2 separate regions of the Homo sapiens genome follow, and region 1 is linked to region 2. Evidence: chromatin loops called from intact Hi-C (ENCODE). Cell type or tissue: A673. All regions are shown on one strand. Each heading gives the region's core, and the rest is flanking DNA. Links, peaks and the distances in the headings are about the cores only. Region 1 overlaps DLGAP1 (DLG associated protein 1). Region 2 overlaps DLGAP1 (DLG associated protein 1).

Region 1 (2,922 bases), core at 150-2,649, 150 kb before region 2:
TTTTATTTCAGAGGTGGAAAGACCATTGTAAATTAAACTGTAAATTTAGTCTAAATCTCACTTCACATTACTTCTGATATTTTTAGCAACACTACTTAAATTCATATTATACTCACTTATCGTTGAGTTTGTGAATAACATGTATTTACTTCAACTTATAAATTTTGATATAACCTTTGAACTTTTGGGTTAACCCAAAGAAACATGTAAATGGCAGAAATGTATTGCTATTTAAAGTAATTTAAATGCGATCTATTTCTACAAATGTTTGTTGCTTTTTTATCTCTGATATCCAAAAATCAGGAGAAAAGGAGGCCTTAAAAGTTGTAATTAGGCCGGGCGCGGTGGCTCACGCCTGTAATCCCAGCACTTTGGGAGGCCGAGGTGGGCGGATCATGAGGTCAGGAGATCGAGACCATCCTGGCTAACACGGTGAAACCCCGTCTCTACTAAAAATACAAAAAAAATTAGCCGGGCGTGGTGGCGGGCACCTGTAGTCCCAGCTACTCGGGAGGCCGAGGCAGGAGAATGGCGTGAACCCGGGAGGCGGAGCTTGCAGTGAACCGAGATCGCGCCACTGCACTCCAGCCTGGGCGACAGAGCGAGGGTCCGTCTCAAAAAAAAAAAAAAAAAAAAAAAAAAAAGTTGCAATTAAACTAAAAACTGCTTAATTTTTAAAAAAGGTTTTTGTTTTGTTTTGTTTTAAGAAGTAGCAGTTGGTAACTGTCTCTAGCTCAGAGACAATACATGGCCAGGAAAAGATTGCTCATCTCAACTCAGAGGATAAGGGCCACAAAACAGCACGTTCAGTGCCAAGAAACCTACGATGTGGCTGTAGCTCACACAGAAGCCCGGGTTCTAGTCCTGAGACCTCCAAGGGAAACTTCTGCCCTTGGAAATTCACCCCTTTTCCAATCATTACGCTAGTATTTCATTGGCAGAAAGGCAGGCTGCACAATCAGCTGTCATGCCCCCAGCCCTGCATGCATCACCTTTCCACATTCCGTGGGTGTAGGACGAGGCTAGGGCGAGGAGTGGGTAGAAGAAATTGTATTTGCCTTTGGTAATTTTAAGTTTGACCACTGCATTGCGTTTAGCTGTTTTAACTGTGCAGGTCAGAAAATGTGCCCAGGTTTGCTAAAATAAATGCATAAATGCAACTCACGAAGTGCCAGTAGTACTTCCTTCAGCCGGCAGAGGGCAGAACAGAGGAACAGAACTTCACAAAGCAAGGCGCTGCCTGTCTTCTCAGACCAAAACACAAACCAGAAGCTGTGTTTTCCTTTGTTTCTTCAGAAAAGTTGTACGTAGAAGAATAGCATTTTTGAAGGAGGACTTTCACCAAAGCTTTTAATATCAGAATAATATATCCACTTTAGTATTTGATGTGTCCAGTGTCAAGACATCCAGATTCACCCAAACTGTGGCAGGGATGAGGCAGGAGAGACCCGAATACAGAGCTGTCCAGTGTGCCAATTTCAGTCAATTCTTAGATCAATCCGGAGTGTATAATTCTCAGAAAGGAAAAGATTTGTGGATTTTGTTATAGTTGTTTCATGCCAATGAACGTTCTCGTCACATTCTGATCGTTTAAAATAAAATGCACTAGATTTACTTTAACACTTTGGTCTCTGAAAGAGAAAGAAAGCCACGCGGCTTAATAAAAGCAACCCAATGCAAGTATTTGTTTTAAAACTGCCTAGCTAAAACACAGCGCCGCTGGATTACAATTGCCTCTTTGCTGAAGCAAAACACACATGGTGCTTAGATTCTACTTCAGCCTGAACTCCTTTTGAAAGGAAAGGGAGAAAGCTGTAGTGGAATGTGATTCACAATTCAGCCTTTCTATAAGGCCTGACACTCCCATGAGGCTTAAATGGAATCACACAGTGAATTTTCCACCGGCGAAATTTACTAGGGAAAGCCGTCTGGAAGCTGTCTTTTAGTAGAAGCACAGGAAGCCCGTGCGATCGATGAAGAATACCGACCCTCCTCTAGCTACGTCTGGCTCCCCTTTCCCTATCCTGCTTCCCAATGTACTTGTTCCCCATGACCCAGAATGGATTACAATGCCTTCTGCCTCACCATTATGAAAAAAGGGATTTCAGGGTTTCTTTCTGGGGGGATGAAATTGAAAGGTTTTAATATTTAGGCTGTAGTGATGGTTGCGTAGCACTGCTAATAAATATACCAAAAACCGTTGAACTACACATTTTAAATTGGTGAACTGAGTGATGTGTAAATTATTTCTTAACAAAGCTGTTAAAAATAAATTGATTTATCTCTCTACGATAGAAATGAATGTAATGTAATGAATAGTAATATTGAAACTCGCTTGCTTTTTAGCTAAAATGAGAGTCAAAGCAACATTATTTGATTGCCAGATTCTATTTCCTTTTAAGTTTTTTATTCTTCCATTTGGTGTTTGTGTGTCTGATTTTCTTTCTAGATTTTTCTTTTAGTGTTTCAGGTCCGAAGAAAAATCTTGGTTTTTGTTTATTTACTCTAAGAATTGAAAAATCTATAGATGGGGTGCAGAAAATGCTACCTCAAAATATAGCCCCTAGGCATACTGAGTAACTTGAGAAAACAGTGGAAGCAGGGACATCTCTGACTTTCTCCTATTCCCTCTCTCCTGAAGCAGATCATAGAAACTGACATTCTTCTGTCCCCTGACTCCCCTGAAGTGGGCCATAGAAGCTAGAATTCCCTTCATACCTTCTTCCCTGAAGTAGGTCATAAAACACAGGAAGACCACTCTCTGACCATCTACCTCTCTCCTCCCATAATAACCCTCATACCCTGAAGAAAGGAATGTCACACAGAGAGGACATGAAGAATCCAAACAGACAGGCCTTGTTCAGTTCCCCCAGCTTATCACCATTAGATCACACCCATTGGTCCTCCAATCACACTACTGTG
Region 2 (2,922 bases), core at 154-2,653:
CTTCAGTTCTCAGGTTTGGCAGCCTGAGACTGCCACCTTCATGTCAGTCCCTTACTTTCCCCATTCCTTTCTGAAATTTTCATGCTTCAGTGAAGTGTTTCCACCCCTTCCACATAACCCATGATGCACAATAACTTTGAAGATCAGCACGTTTTTATTCTCCCACATTGTACTATGTCAGGCAGGGATTGTCAATAGGAGTAAGAACAAGACTCATCCACGGCACAAGTTTCACAGAAGGTACCTTCCTCTTACGAATTTGGAATCCTGATTTCTCGAAGTGATTGTCCCCTCCAAGTGCCATGATATACAGGTATCCTATTTTGTATAGAGAGCTGCTTCTGTTGATGATCCTAATTTTTAACAATTAAATGGAAACTGAAACTTGGGAACTGAAAGGTTGATTAGAGATGGACCAACCGGTCCAATCTGACTTAAAGGTAAGGACAGTTATGCCCAAAGAAAGTAAGTATCATGCTGATGGTTATTCGGCTTGTAAGCAGAAGCTTTATCACTCAAAATGTTAATTCTGAGATAGCCGGTTGTTCTTAATTGAGTCAGGTCGAATATCTAGGTCTTATTAAACTCAATCAGGACTTCTCCAAAACATCACTTTTATCTCCAGGTATATTTGTCCTGCATTTGGGAGCACTACCCAAAATCTAAAATAATGCTCAGAACCATATCATCTCATATTATCCAGAGGACAGACATTGAGACCAAATTCTAAGGTCAGGAAGCAAGAAATATGCATGTTTTTGTGTTCTGGTTTATGAAAATTGGAAAGAGACTAAAGTGAACACATTTCCTTCCCATATGACTCTACTTCCTAATTCTCAGAGAAACACACAATGAATCAAGAAAAGCTTTGGAGTTCCCTTTGATTCTTTGACAGCTGTAGAAACACGAATGAATAAGACAGGACCTGAAGTAGCTTCCTTGCAGAGGAAATACTGACATACAAAAACATGAATCAAGACAGTCTGTAGTAAGGTGCTAAACTGTATGCAACAGAATGGAGTTCAATGGAACGTAATCTAGGAAGACACGCTGAGCCTTGAAGAGGCCAAGGGAGAAAGCATAAAGGAATGCACAGAATTAGCATGATGGACTAGTGAGGAAACCAGCCTGGGCAAAGCAGAGCCGAGTGCTGGGGCACAGCAGGAAATAAGGCAGGAATTAGTTTTACGTACGCCCGATTAAAACCTCTGCACAGAGATTTAGACTTGATGCATTATGGAAAAGAGCGCACAGTCAAGTTCATCTATCCTTTAGATTGCCTTCTGCCATGACTTACTGAACTACTTGAGAAGCAGAGGTGGAAACAAGGAAGCTGCCAAATGAATATGAAAACTCATTTTCATTAGTCCTAAGTGGCAGATTTCTGAGCTCTTAATTCTTGTGTTTATTCAACAGAATATTGCTGTCCATCTTTTCCCCAAGTAAACTGTATTTTTCTTCTCTCCTTTTGTTTCGACTTTCTTTTAAACTGACTCTCTCTCTATGTTACTCTCTCTCTTTGCAACTCTATGTATATACAGCCAAAAGAGAGATATACATATATATATATATTTATATACAGATGAAAAAAAAAATATATATATATACAATTTTCTTTCCAACTGTAGTCATTAGTGACCACTATTTTCCCTATTCAGTAAAGTGCCAATTTTAAGCATGGGGAAAAGAGCACCACCAATGAAACCCCGCATCTTTCTGCACAGTTCCATCTATCCTGAAATCTGGGCTATTGCTTAGAAATCATCTCCACATATGTCAGGTCTAACACTGAAGCCAGGAGTTGTTACTACCTAAACCTCTAAGTGAAATGATAAAAACTATACTTTTCCCCAAATAAACTAAATATAAATTTAATGTTTTTTAACTTTTGAAAGAGAAAACATATAAAAAAGCTATTTTTAACATAAAATATTAGAGATATTTTATCTAGAAAATTTCAACAAATCCTAAGGAAATTCAATATCAATCATTATTTGGTTTCTTTAGTGAGAGAATGAAAGGTCCGATTTTACCACCCTAACCAAGTTTCTTTTAATACTTATGTGTAAGAACAAGGACTGAAGGGAAGCACAGAGGGCTCTGACAACTCAAGGCAGCTAATAAGGATGTAGATGCTAATTCAAGCTGAACCACTGACTCTCCACATTACTATAAGCAAATCATTCTGATGCCCTGCTCTTCTGGCCAGTCCTGGGGCCACAGTGAATCAAAAGCAATACTATATAATAGAAATCATACTTCTTCTGAGATCAGCTTGGGCAACAAAATGAGATGCCATCTCTACAACAAACACACACACAAACAAACAAAACATTAGCTGGGCATGGTGGCTCACGCCTGTGTTCCCAGCTACTCAAGAGGCTTAGGTGGAAGTATTGCTTGAGCCCAGGAGGTCGAGGTTACAGTGAACTATGACTGCATTACTGCATTCCAGCCTGGGTGACACAGTGAGATCCCCTCTATAATAAATAAATAAATACATAAAATAAAACAAAAATCATACCTCCGTATATAAGTTCTCCTACTTAAACAGAATTTCTTTTACTCCACTGTGTTTTGTAAAATTTACTCAGACTTACTCAACTTAGATTCCTTAGGGGGAAATATGTGGGTATGTGTGCATGTGTATATATTAAAATGTACTCAACTCAAGGTCCTTCTGGGGAAAATCATACATACGTGCTGAAGTTTTCATTTTCTTGTTACATGAGTTTTTTTTAATAATATAATCTTTGATAAAATATTTCAGATTATACTAATATGCTAGCTTTTACTCTCTCCTGAGAGAACTTTCAGTAGTGAAACTGTATAAATCACTGGGAATGCATTTTCCTTGAAAAGCATAATGTGCTATAAAGACGGTTTCACTCTTTTTGCTTTTTAATGCCAGGCTTCCTCGAT

The links. Peaks named below come from ENCODE experiments on the same cell type or tissue, not always from the same donor. Only the 100,000 strongest peaks of a DNase experiment are listed, where the experiment ranks them.
Region 1: it touches region 2 in a loop (2.4-fold over the local background); 2 of 110 quality-filtered maps call a loop at or near these places.

Annotation. Positions count from the first base shown.
Region 1 is chr18:4,105,416-4,108,337 of GRCh38, forward strand. All of the region lies in intron 2 of DLGAP1 (DLG associated protein 1), which reads right to left. Among named protein-coding and RNA genes, the nearest start is that of DLGAP1-AS4, 140 kb to the left of the region's middle. In A673, for the core only: a CTCF peak has its summit at 1,176 (motif pointing right); a DNase peak (open chromatin) is centred at 1,226.
Region 2 is chr18:4,253,917-4,256,838 of GRCh38, forward strand. All of the region lies in intron 1 of DLGAP1 (DLG associated protein 1), which reads right to left. Among named protein-coding and RNA genes, the nearest start is that of DLGAP1-AS5, 9.2 kb to the right of the region's middle. In A673, for the core only: no CTCF peak of the experiment used is centred there; a DNase peak (open chromatin) is centred at 1,125.